Linked DNA regions of Mus musculus: region 1 is linked to region 2. A link is a loop called in an ENCODE intact Hi-C map of the cell type or tissue named here. Cell type or tissue: gastrocnemius. All regions are shown on one strand. Each heading gives the region's core, and the rest is flanking DNA. Links, peaks and the distances in the headings are about the cores only.

Region 1 (6,086 bases), core at 775-4,774, 260 kb after region 2:
CAAAGTTCTGCAGGCGGCTGCCAATTCTGCCATTTACAGGAGCTTTACCTGCTGGTGGTTGGGGGGAGCTGCAAGAGAAAGGGGGGGGTCTTCTGGAGGTGCTTTGGCCACTTTAGAGGGAAAGGTCCAGTGATATCAAAGGATGATATCTCGTGTGGCTGTAAACCTGTGCCCCGGGCCTTGGCATTCAGAAACCAAGCCCCACTGACACCCAGCTTTCTGGGGCCAACCACCCATTCCTTCTACACACAAGCCTTCCAGGTATAGATAGTGACCTCTTCATCCACACAGCAAAAGAGGTAAGGGTAGTGGAGACTAAGGCTGGGTACCAAGGCCTTGGTTACTGCTGTCTTATGCTCTCCCGTGCCCAACACAAAGGTGTGGGTTTAAAAGGCACCTGTTATTGGTATATGTCCCCATAGCCATTTGACCACCTGCACTAACCTTGGAGTGGAAAAAAACAAGGCCACCAAGGTCTCCATTTCCCCTCTTCTCTTGTTGGGGTGCCTTTAGTTGGACCTCCAGCACCTGAAGATCTGAGGCCTCAAATCCAGAAATGACTGGCTGCCCCACTCCAAGCCCAGGCCCTCCTCTGTGTACCTGGCACATGGCTGGTGGGGGGGGTCAAACCTTAGGGTGGCAGGCAGAACCAATGGTCTCCTGAGGGAACTGACTGGAAAGACAGAGAGAAGGAGAAAGAAACGTCCTAGAACAAAGGCAGAGTCAATTTTACAAATAAATTAAATCTACTGCCCGTTCTCTAAGGTGCTTCTTTTTTTTTTTTTTTTTTTTTTTTTTTTTTTTTTTTGAGGGGTTCCATGAGCCAGAATCTTTGTAAAAATGAAACCACGTTTCCAAAGAAGCTGCACTAAGGGTTTCACTCGGCCTTCTGAAGTACAGTGTATATAGAAAGGAGAGAGAAAAGGAGGGGGCCAGAGAGAGGGAAACTGAAGCAAGCTGTGGGGTTTTGTTTTTCCACACGGATGAGAGGTCGGTGAGGCAAGCTAAAGCAGTGTCAAGTTGTTGCTGAAGTGAACATTTTTATCAAGTGCGGGGGATTTTATGGTCATGATTTGAGGACTCACTGGTGGGATAGAAATTCAATGGCTTGTTCTAAATCATCCCTACACCGTGCCAGAAATTTCTGATGGAAGGAAAATGTTTCTATTATAAGAAAGAAAAAAAAAAACAAGAAAGAGCTCGGAGATCAGTTATAAACACCCAACGGAGGGCAGATTTATTGGAGAAACTCAAGTTGAGAAGACACTCCGCTGGCCTCTTTACACCTGGTCCTGCGGAAAGAGAAGAAGCCACACGGGGTTCTGGGGTCATTTTTGGAGGCTCAGGTTGGAGGCAGGTTCAGGCTGGACTGAGAGGAAAGTGAAGATTGGGAACCAGCCAAAGGGGTTGTAGGCAGTCAGAGGGACAACCTCAGAACGGAAAAGTGCCTGGGTCCAGGCTTCCAGCTGCTCCGTCCCAGAAGGACTGGCTTCCCCGAGGTTTGCCAGAGTAAGGACGCCAAGGGCATAGCCTGGGCGCGCCCGAGGAAGCCGCAGCTCTCACCTGGGAGTCCGGAAGCGTGGAAAAGCCAGAGACTGCTCCCCGTCGCCATGTCTGCCTCTACTGCTGTTAGGAAAAATGCGCAGGGTTTTGACTGAGCCTTCCGAGGAGATTCTGAAGCCTTCCCGCATCCTGCATCCCACATCCCGCATCCCGCATCCTGCATTCCGCACCCCTAGGGAGAGTCTGTCCGAGCCTTGATGACCAGGCACTCGGCCAGCCTAGACCTGCACACATGTAAAGGCTCTGGAGTCGGCGCCCTGGGGCAGTGGCCCCTCTGACTTGGAGCACCACCGAATCTTCACCAAAGCCAGGTCCCCATTTCTCCCAAATTTGGAAATCTCCCAGATTGGCACGTCCGGATTCTCTCTTCAGCAGGTGTGGGCAGCCCGCCTGGGGTAGCTTCCTCTTCAAAAGACCTGCAGGCTCACCAGTCTCACCTGACCCATTGTCCTGCACTTTATTCCTCCCTCGCCCCCACTGCAGGAAAATCTCAGTTTTTCAAATCAATTCGCCTCCTTGATTTGTGCCTATTATTTCTATATTTTTATTATTAACATTATCTCCGGTTCCCACGCATTTCTCGCCCCATCAAACACAGCAACTGGCAAACAGCTTTCTTACTGTGAGAAATTCAGAAAATGAACCATTTGAAGAGAGAAAGGAACTCTGTTATAATTGAAATATATACAGTAGGGGAAAGAGCCATAACAAACCCTATTTTTTTTTTCTATTATGTGCAAATTTCTCATGACTTTTGGTAGCTCTCTGTTTCTAGATACAGGGCCGAACAAGGTGCTGTGTAGAGCCGCTGGGCCGGCAGCCGCAGCACTGGGAAATTTCATATGGAGCAAGGATGCCATCTAGCGGCCACTGTGCAAAAGACGTCCTTATATCTGCTCAGCCAGGTTCTCTGAGAACTAGCAGAGGAGGCAACAAACGATTAAACTTTCATTATTACTAGAAATAGGGGAGAGAAATGAAAGCAGATAAGAAAAAGGCTTCGGAATCAGGAAACAGTTCGTGGAATAGTTCAGATAAACTTAAAGGGGAAAAAAGCTGTATATCCACTCAGTCCCTAATTTATATTGAAGACGCTAAGCTTTAGTCAGTAAAAGAAGAAATCAGCACGTTTTAAGCCTTACACGAATATTTCACACGCTAAAGGGTAACAATTGGGCTTTTTGTGAGGGATGAGAAGGGCCGAGGGGATGAAACAGAACTGAAGAAGGATCAAGAGGCTACTCTCCCTTATGTCTGGCCTTGCTGGACTGTGTGTGTGTCCCTGAGTCCGTGTCCGTGCGTGCGTGCGTGTGTGTGTGTGAGTGTGTGTGTGTGTGTGTGTGTGTGTGTGTGTGTGTGTGTGTCCGCGTGTGCAAAGGTTTCTTATTTATGGATGGTGGTTCCAGAGGGGGTGTAAAGAACAAAGACAACAGTCAGAATTTCGATTACTGAAACTTTAGGGACAACAAACCGTTCTTCCTCCCAGCTGCTAGCTTCTTTAGTTTTTACCCTCGGGGAACCTCACCCCATTGCCCCTGATTCCCAAGTCCCAGACCCCAAGCCTCAGTCGTGGGCGCAAAAGGGTTGAGGGTGAGGATGGGGGCCGACCCAGCCATTATCCCACCAGATCCAGAGCCCAGGCTCATCTGAGGCTCATCTCCGGAAAGTTTCCCCTCACTGTTTGCTTTGCTGCTGTTTAGTTTCTTAACCTTCAGAAATTTATACCCTATAAACTTTTATAGCGGTCATATTCTTTTATTGCTGCGCACACGGCATTGAATTCCTCTTCCAGCTTCTCTCTCTCTCTCTCTCTCTCTCTCTCTCTGAATCTCTCTTTTATGACAATTGATTTCCTCATCTCCGGCTTCCCAGGCTCTGCACCTTCGCCTTTGTCTTGTAAGAAGCCACTCCAGGCTAGGGACCCAGACGCGGCTGCCAGAGGCAACTCCAGACACCCTCGCCTCCAACCCCTCAGCGGCCCAGTCTCCAGCTTCGCTTTTTATGTTTATTTTTGGCAGAAACTGGGACTTCCTTCGCTCATCCTCTGCCGCCGGCAGAGCCTGGAGAGCCAAGGATGGAGAAACAGCCTAGTCTACACTAGCTTTAAAGCCAGATTCATTTTCCATCTTTAACATAACCCTCCTGGCAGGCCGCCTGTTCCAGCCGCGGTACCAGTTTCTCTGTCTCCTGTTTCTCCTCTCCTGTTTCTCGGATCCCCTCGCCCTTTCGTTAGAGAGGGGTAGGGCCGGCCTTGGCAGGGCTTCTTTCTCTCACTCCGGCCAGCCTTTGTCCCCACCTCCACCCCAACGCACAGTGTCTCCGCTGCAGTGTGGCGTGTGCAGCGGAGAGAAGCTCTCGAGGTCAGCTGCAGAGCTGCAGGCCGGCAGCAACCGCATCCTCACGATTGAAGAAGAAGAAAACAAAAACAAAAACAAAACAAAACAGGGCTTCCAAGACCTCACGACAGGCTCTGGCGGGGACACTGCAGACGATTCTTGAAGCCAAGTGTGATTCGGGAAGGGGTCCTTTTGAAAAGAAATTATCCCCCATTTCTGAAACGTTTGTGTCCCACACTCCTCCGTGGCTTTCTTTTGAGAACTGTCACTCGCCCTGATCGCAACCACCCAGACTCAGCAAGCTGCCCTAGGAGTGTGTGTGTGTGTGTGTGTGTGTGTGTGTGTGTGGTGGGGGGTTCGACAAAGAATCTTGAGGTTCAACCATTTGAGCTCTCTCCCACCACTGGGTCTCCACTACACTCAACCACCATCCTCATGGCAACAGCCGAGAAAAGGCACTAACTTCCTCCTTGCTGGGTGTTTGGAAGTGGTTAGCTGAGAGATGATGCTGCCTCCAGGAAATACTAGCCAAGCTTCTCCTTCCCTGAGTTAATGGCGGAGGTCTCCAGAGCAACTTTGTGAGAGACCCCTTGCTATAGGGAGACTCTGCTCCAAAAGATGTTGGAGGTTGTCTTTCCTCCTTCTCCACTCTCCTCGTTCTACCGGAAGAGCCCTGCTCAGTTTAAGCCCAGGTCTTGGAACTTGGGTACCCACCAGGTGTCAGCACCACCAGAGCAGGTAGCAGGATCTAAAAGGTCAAAGGAGAAAGCCTGTGACTGTGGACACTAACTTGTCTTTGTTTGAAGCCATGCTTTCAGCAAATGGACGCTTTGCTAAATGACCAGAGGAGAAGTGACACAGAATAAAACGCAGGAGAGGTTTGTTTTCTAGAGTGATATGTATATTTTTTGTTCTTTTTTTCCCCTTTTTCTTCCAAAACAAACAATTAGAGCTCTAGGCCCCTTGCCCTCCCCACTCCCACCCTCAACCCTCCCTTATAAGCAACAACTGAAAATCACTGCCAAAGAAATCACAAAACACAAGCACAATGTCACCACAGCCACCGACAAAAGCAAAAAAAAATTAATAAAATAAAATTCAAAGTTCTACTGGAATGACCTCTTTGCAGTCAGGAGAAGCGGGAACAAAAGTCCACGGGTGGAAGGGATTGAGAAGCAGGGAGAGCAGAGAGGCAGAGAGGCAGAGAGGACCCCCCTCTGCACGATGGGGAGGTGCGATGTTTGCCTCTTTCCTGTGCACACTGGACTGTTTGCCAGAAGCGTATGCATGCAGCAGCAACAGGATGGATACAGCAGTGGACTTTGCAGGAGGTGAAGTCCCCACTCTGAGTCTTCTTTTGGACCTCTGGCTGGATGCCAAGGGGCTCTCTTCTTCCTGGGTCAGGAAACTGGTGAAATGGAAAGATACCCACTAGCCCTGCTTGCTGAGGCCATTGCTCCTCCCGGCCCTGACTGCCTACTCTGGAAGGGAGCTGGGGAATTGATTCACAATAAATTTTCAGACTCTTCTGACCCAGCCTTCTCTATGGTGGGGTTGACCTAGCAGAGAGGAAAGGGACTTTTTTTTTTTTCCTACAATGGGAGACTTGTCTTGCTGGTGCAAGATGGGTTTGGTGGAAAGGAGAGTTGATTTCAAAGTTGGAGGATAGAGAGGAATCTGAGACTGTGGTCAGCAAGAAAAGTTACATTCTGTCAAATGGGGATAGGAATGTATGAATGGGGAAACAGCACTGTCAGGGCTCTACAACCCACAATTTGACCTCCTTTAGTTGGAAGGAAAGGAAAACATGCAGAATTAAACACTTCCTGCAGGGAAAATACGAGGGGACTCCACTAATGGTACCTTCATAAAACCACTCCCTGCTTTTTCTTGCCCTTTCTAGCTCACAACAGCTTGGGGACAGGAATGGCCACATCTGCCCACAGGCCTCCCCAGATATGGGGTCTAGCTGGCAATTCCATAGGATACATATTGGGATGTTGAGACTTTGGGACTGCAGTGCCTCATTGAGGGCATCTCTAGACATCTTCCTAGTGTGTGTTTGGATCAGGGCACAACCAAAATGAACCTGATCTGAGAGCTGCCCTGCTTGGTTTGATGAACAACGTCTTGATGTCCTTTCTCCACGATGATTAGCATAGACTCCAAACTCTATGTCTGTGGGCA
Region 2 (6,086 bases), core at 934-4,933:
AGATCAGGTTGGTCTCCAACTCACAGAGGGTCTCCTACCCTGGCTTCCCAAGTGCTGGGACTAAAGGCACGCACCACGGTGCCCATCCTTAAAATAAGTTTTATAAAAGTGTTGTGGAGATATGACATAGCTTCTATACAGCCTTCCTCTAGCCTTCCTCCGTGCCAGCTTCTTCCGTGAGTGAAATCTATCTGCCAAACCAGCAAATTAATATTGCTACGCTCAACCTTTCTTTGTACTGCTTGGGACTTTTCATTACTGCCTTTCTTTGTGTTCCAAGATCCAGTCCAGCACACGGATTGGATTCACAGCTGCCTTGTCTAAAACTCTCACCCTCAACACCTGCCAGGAGCCGCCACTTGATTTATTCACTTCAGAAGTACAGTCACTTCCATGTGATCCCGGTGGTTTCGGAATAGTTACACAGGTGGACTTTAAGCCGCGCCAATGCATTGGGTACCATGGGTACCTGTGCCCCCGTCTTCGTATGCAGCAAGGAGCGATTACAGTTCAGCACTTCCTACAGAGCCTGTGTCAGCATGACAGACAGCTGCTGGTGAGAAAAACATTGAGAAATATGCCTTACACTTAAATGCGATTAGTTCTCGACGATGTCATAAGTGTTTTAGCAGTTACATCCAGTGGCTCGCCTCCCTTGGGCTTGCACAGAATTGAGCCTATCACGGTGCATAAAAATAGATGCTCTGGTGTAATTAAAATGATTACAACTAGTTGAGATGCATGGGTGAAAAGTTTTATAGAATTGACAATTACTGTGGTCATTTTGGATGGGCTTAAGTTAAAAGGCATGGTTTTTCCTTAAAGTGTAGCCACTCTCGTTCTCTGGACTCGTCGGCCGCTCTCACAGTCCCCGTTCCAACTAGGATCCAGTGGGATCAGACATAAATGATCACAAGCTACAGTGACAGACATTTCCACTCAGCAGCTGAACAATTAGGGCTTTGAACTCCATCTGCTTAGAGTGGCTTTCTCACAGGCCAGCCCCTCTGCCGCTGGAGACACACTTCCCACTGCAACTCACTCGGAATCAATATATTTCTCTACAGATATATATTCTAACACACTATATCTCCATTAATCACCTCCGCCGCCTTCAGCCTTTTCTTTTGTATTTCTAAACAAGATCTAGGGGAACTCTATCAGGGGTTCACCTGCCATTAGCTGGTAATTTGTTCCTCGATTCTAAGTGTCATAAGAATTGGGTGCTTCATCCGCTCCTTGGTATATTCAATGACAGGTTCTCCACTGGGCACCTGTGCTGAGGGCCCATCCTGGGGGTGATTTCTCTATTCTTCTTTTCTGAGAGCCAGACTCAATTCCATTCATGCTTTGCAGAGTGATAAGTTGGGAGTTTCTGAGGTTGGAGCAGGAAGATAGAACAGCTCTGTATCGGGTGTAAGGTAATTATTTGCCAGGGTTTCTGTGTTGTTTGTTTTTTATTCTGTGTTTTCATTACCGGCTAATGAGTTTTCCCCCTTAATTCAGAAACAATGGCTTGGCCACTGGAAGTTGGCTTTTGCTGCGTTGGATTCAACCAGCTGTTGCTGCTCCATAAACTTTATGGAGGAGTGAATTAAACTGCTAAAAACTTCCATCTACTAATTCAACTCCAAATGGAGTCAGAGAAAAATGAACCACAACGTTCCCCTTACAGGTCTTTGGACAACCCAGTCTAGTTCTGAACCTGCAGGTGCTATCTGGGGACACAGCCAGGGCATGGTGACAATTTTACCGAAGAGACGAAAAGAGACAGGAAAACAGGTTGAGCATTTAAAAAACTTCAATGAATTACAAGAACAAATAACATAAAACATAAAGACACGTTTTCTGCTCAATAGATGTATATAAAGGCTCGTTAGTTTTTCTCATGTCGGTATAAGTCTCTGCCGTTTATCTCTCTTCCAATTAATTGTGAGTGTGCTCTCATAAAATCTGTTTGTCACCTGTAAGCAACTATGTGTCACATGGTTAAAAAACGTCCTGGCTTTGTTATGACTTTTTTTTCTCATGTCTTTGGATAATATACAGAAATGGAAACTAGTGTGAAATTGTCATTTTGGGTGGTTTTTGTTTTTTGCTGTTACGACTGTTGACATTAAAAAGAGAACAAGAACTTCCTGCTCCATTTGATATTTAAGAACCCACGAGGCATGTGGCTCCCTCTTTAAACTAATAAATCCTCACTAAAATGCTATAAATAAAGTTTCCTGATCCAAATCCAGTTAGCGTTCATGCTTGGTAGCATTGATATGGCCAGCTTTTCTCAGACCAATTTAACACTAATGCAGTTCCCAAAGTTGAACTCTGGTAGTGCCACCAAAATGGCGACACCTTGTAACCTTCACCTAAGCCTCTGGATCTAAAGAAACGTGCTGTATATGGATGTGACCAGGTACGTGAAGCGTTATTCACACGTGAATATATTACTGAGCACACCTGTGACATCAAAGTCGGGGTCGGGAGGGGAATCTGTCAATACTTGCAGTATAAATTATATACCATTTTGCACAAACTCATGCATTAGAAAATGTATGGTGTTTTCCACAGAACATCTGTGAGGCTTCACCGACTCCTAAATATCCATTTGGACTTGCGTGGTTGGTTCTTGCGATTAATTCACGGACAGTGAAGGTCTCAGATTCTTCTCTGTTCTATGTAGTCTGACTTCTTGCCCATCTTTTCCCTCCTGCTCTATCTATCCATAACTCAATGTATAAATATTCCCTGCCACTCTCACCCCTCGCCTCCAAGGCCCTGGCGGTGAGTGTAACAGTACCAAATGTCATTAACTCTGCAGAATGGATGAGAGTCATCCGGGTAGAGCAAGCTTCCATCTATTACACTTTTTAAAGTTGTTCCGAGGTCTCCCATGACAAGTAGTCTGAGCTTGAGTTCTGAGTGCAAATTCTCTATCTTCTGAATACTGCTAACTAATTACATGGCCACACTAAGAATAGTGCAAGAATGGAATGGTGTAGATAATAAGAAATTGAAGCAAATTGATGCTCAGAGAACAGTCACTAGGGAACACCTGTGAATCTAGCAACCCAAAGGATAGCACAGATTAATAATACTCTCAAGTGAACCAAACCAGCGAGCAGAAAACTGGAGAGGACTGGCTAAGACTGTCTTCCAAAGTAGCCCCTCCTCCGCTTTTAAAGAAAATGGTCCTTTGTGGTGCAGTTTCTCATTTTAGCCAGTAGGGTGAGCTGCAGTGCGTAGCATCAGCGTAGCTCTTTCAAAAAGGGAAAGAAAGAATGGAAGACAATCATAACAGACAGACTGACAGGTAGAAACAGAGTGACACAGACAGAAAAGCATACATAGAGCCAGGGCCAGAGCCAGAGCCATCCATCCATCCAGACAGACAGACACAGACAGACAGAGAGATACACGCAGTATGAACTCTTCTGCTCCTGCCCCTGTCATTTCTGGAAAATGCTGTGATCTTTAACCCTGCTTAGATTTTTGGATAAGGGCTCCTGGATGTTAATAAACTGAAGGGCTGGCAGCAACAGACACAATGAGATAATTGTATATGTGACAACACACACATAAAGCAACCTACAGTCTGTCATTTGCTGTTCCAGCCTTACTGGAGCACATCCCACTGCCTGCTGTTGTTCTCACTGGTACCAAAATGGAACCTGCTGAGTTAGAATATTTTCACTACTTATGAGATCTTGACAGAATTTTTAAAAACTGTGTGAACCTGCATTTGGCGGTACACAGATAAATACAAATATGTTGATAGTCTAGCCGCTAGGCAACCGTAACCCAGAATCACTGGTCTGTGGTTGCTTTCTTTGGACCACTCTATTCTCTGTCCTTCACTCTTACTGTAAGCTATTCAACTTCATTTCAGTATGTGTTAATTTTCAGGAGACAGTCAGCTACAATACTGAATGGAACAACTTGCTGTATTCTGAACTTTATACAGGCTCTAGTCTAGGCTCTTCAGGTATACCCCTGGGACATGTTAGTATCCCAAAAAGGATACAGATGAAGAAACCGTGATATAGAAATAAAACAACTTGACAAATTACCCAAAGTTCAGAAGTGACTAGAAGTGGGAAAGCGAGGCTTTGACCCCGCCCTGTCTGATTCTAAAGCTCCTCCCTAATCCACTGACTCCAAGGCTGCGTGCTTTCTAAATCATGATCATCATGCAAAGGCAAAGAATACTGAATGACAGCCAGCAACGTGAGCTCACAGGAGCGATTCCACTCCACATGTGACTGGGAAGGAAGCAGCCTCATTCACGGTTCAAATGTATGGTTCTTCATTGCTGGGATGGCTTTTAAAATATCTTTTTCTTTTTTGCAAGGATTCCATGCTCACTAACTATAATACAACTATTTCAGGCCTAGTCAGATCAATATGCTGAATTTTTGAAGTATTTTTCTGTACAATCACATGGAATTGTGGGCATTTTGACCCTGCAACACAGAAAACAAGCTCAAGCGGCCCATACCTAAGAGTAGCTTGGAATCTGCCACTTCTCTTCTTGGAATCACCATGCTTTAAGTATTCTAGTAGGAAAGTTGCTTGAAAACATAGAAGTCCACATTTTGTTACCTTTTTTTTTTTGTAATCCCAGTTCATTCCAGGGTCTATTATGCTCCATGACTTAAGACATCTCTTGAAATGATCAGGCTAGTTCCATTTCTAGCATCTTTTGCTGAAAAAGAGTGAGATGGGCTGGAGAGATGGTGCTTGCCCCTCCTGAAGGAAACCTGAGCTCAGTTCCCAGCACCCACATGGTGGCTCACAACTTCCTGTAACTCCAGTTCCAGGGGGTATAGCGCCCTCTTCTGGTTTCTGCGAGCTCCTGCATATGCATATAAATTGATGCAGGCTCATACACATGTATATAAATAATAAATCACTTTTTTTTTAAAAAAAAAGAATGAGATAGTACTTTCTTCAGGCCACTGCTGGATCTGAGCCCAAGGGATAAGGATGAAACAGTGAACACTAAGGACTAGAGTGTGGGTGCAAAGCAGCTTTTGACATACAGTAGACAGGGGAGTTATCTCTGTGACTAATGCAGACCTCTAGTAACCACCAAGGCTGTAATGGAAAACTGACAAGATCCCAACTCCTGTGCCCCTACCAAGGTCAAACAGAGATTCCTGCTCATGCATGTGACACCGCACCTGTACGGTCAACCCTTAACAAGCCAGCCCTCTTACAAACAGCACTGTCAACTCGGTGTTCAGTCCCCTGAACCAGAAGTTTCAGATGGAACATCTCCCTGTCATTTTTACTGAAGCATTGTTAGCACAAACAGAGTGTATAAATCTTAAGGGTTAGAGGCATCCGTTGGTTATCCCACAGCCAGAGGCTTTCTGGTAAAGGAAAGAATATTCCGTTGTCTGATCCCTTAAGAGTTAATCCAAATGGACTGTCAATCACCTAGACAGGAAAGTACCCCACAGGACCCCATCTATTCGAGACACTTTAAAAAATAATATAAGGCCTCAACGCTACACAAAGAACCGCAGGCAGCTACAGAATGCTGAGAGCAGGAGAAACGATCCTCTCCAGGGAAGAGCACACCAGTCGGTTATCAGCACCAAACGGTCAGCCCTGAAACAGACACAGGAGTAACATTGTACAGACTGAGATGGTTATATTTAGGAATATATTCGGATATATACATACACATGTAACAACAATTGATGAGTACACACATGCAAATGCATGATAGATAGATAGATAGATAGATAGATAGATAGATAGATAGATAGCAGATAGATAGACAGATAGATGGTAAATAGATGATAGGCAGACAGACAGACAGATAGATAGATAGATAGATAGATAGATAGATAGATAGATAGACAGACAGATAGATGGTAGATGGTAGATAGAAAGATGATAGAAAGATGGATAGATAGACAGACAGACAGACAGATAAATAGACAATAGACAGACAGATGGATAGATAACCAATAGATAGATAGATAGATAGATAGATAGATAGATAGATAGATAGATGTAGAATTTAAAGTTTCTAAGTTTAGGAAGATTTTTATGGTTGGCTAGGTGGATGGATGGAT

The links. A loop is a pair of places that touch in the nucleus more often than their neighbours do. Peaks named below come from ENCODE experiments on the same cell type or tissue, not always from the same donor. Only the 100,000 strongest peaks of a DNase experiment are listed, where the experiment ranks them.
Region 1: a loop joins it to region 2, with 6 times the contacts of the local background. A loop is called at or near these places in 9 of 42 quality-filtered maps.

The regions. Positions count from the first base shown.
Region 1 is chr11:96,275,292-96,281,377 of GRCm38, reverse strand. Hoxb9 (homeobox B9) reads right to left here. Exons shown (of 2, transcript NM_008270.2): 2 at 4,783-6,086. It also overlaps a transcript of Hoxb8 not described here. Among named protein-coding and RNA genes, the nearest start is that of Hoxb8, 3.6 kb to the left of the region's middle. In gastrocnemius, for the core only: no CTCF peak of the experiment used is centred there; DNase peaks (open chromatin) are centred at 1,838 and 2,409; H3K4me3 peaks cover 1,906 bases; H3K27ac peaks cover 609 bases.
Region 2 is chr11:96,533,497-96,539,582 of GRCm38, reverse strand. All of the region lies in intron 3 of Skap1 (src family associated phosphoprotein 1), which reads right to left. Gm38960 (a long non-coding RNA gene) reads left to right here. Exons shown (of 3, transcript XR_880182.3): 2 at 281-556. Among named protein-coding and RNA genes, the nearest start is that of Gm38960, 3.6 kb to the left of the region's middle. In gastrocnemius, for the core only: CTCF peaks have their summits at 3,212 and 4,828 (motif pointing left); a DNase peak (open chromatin) is centred at 3,204.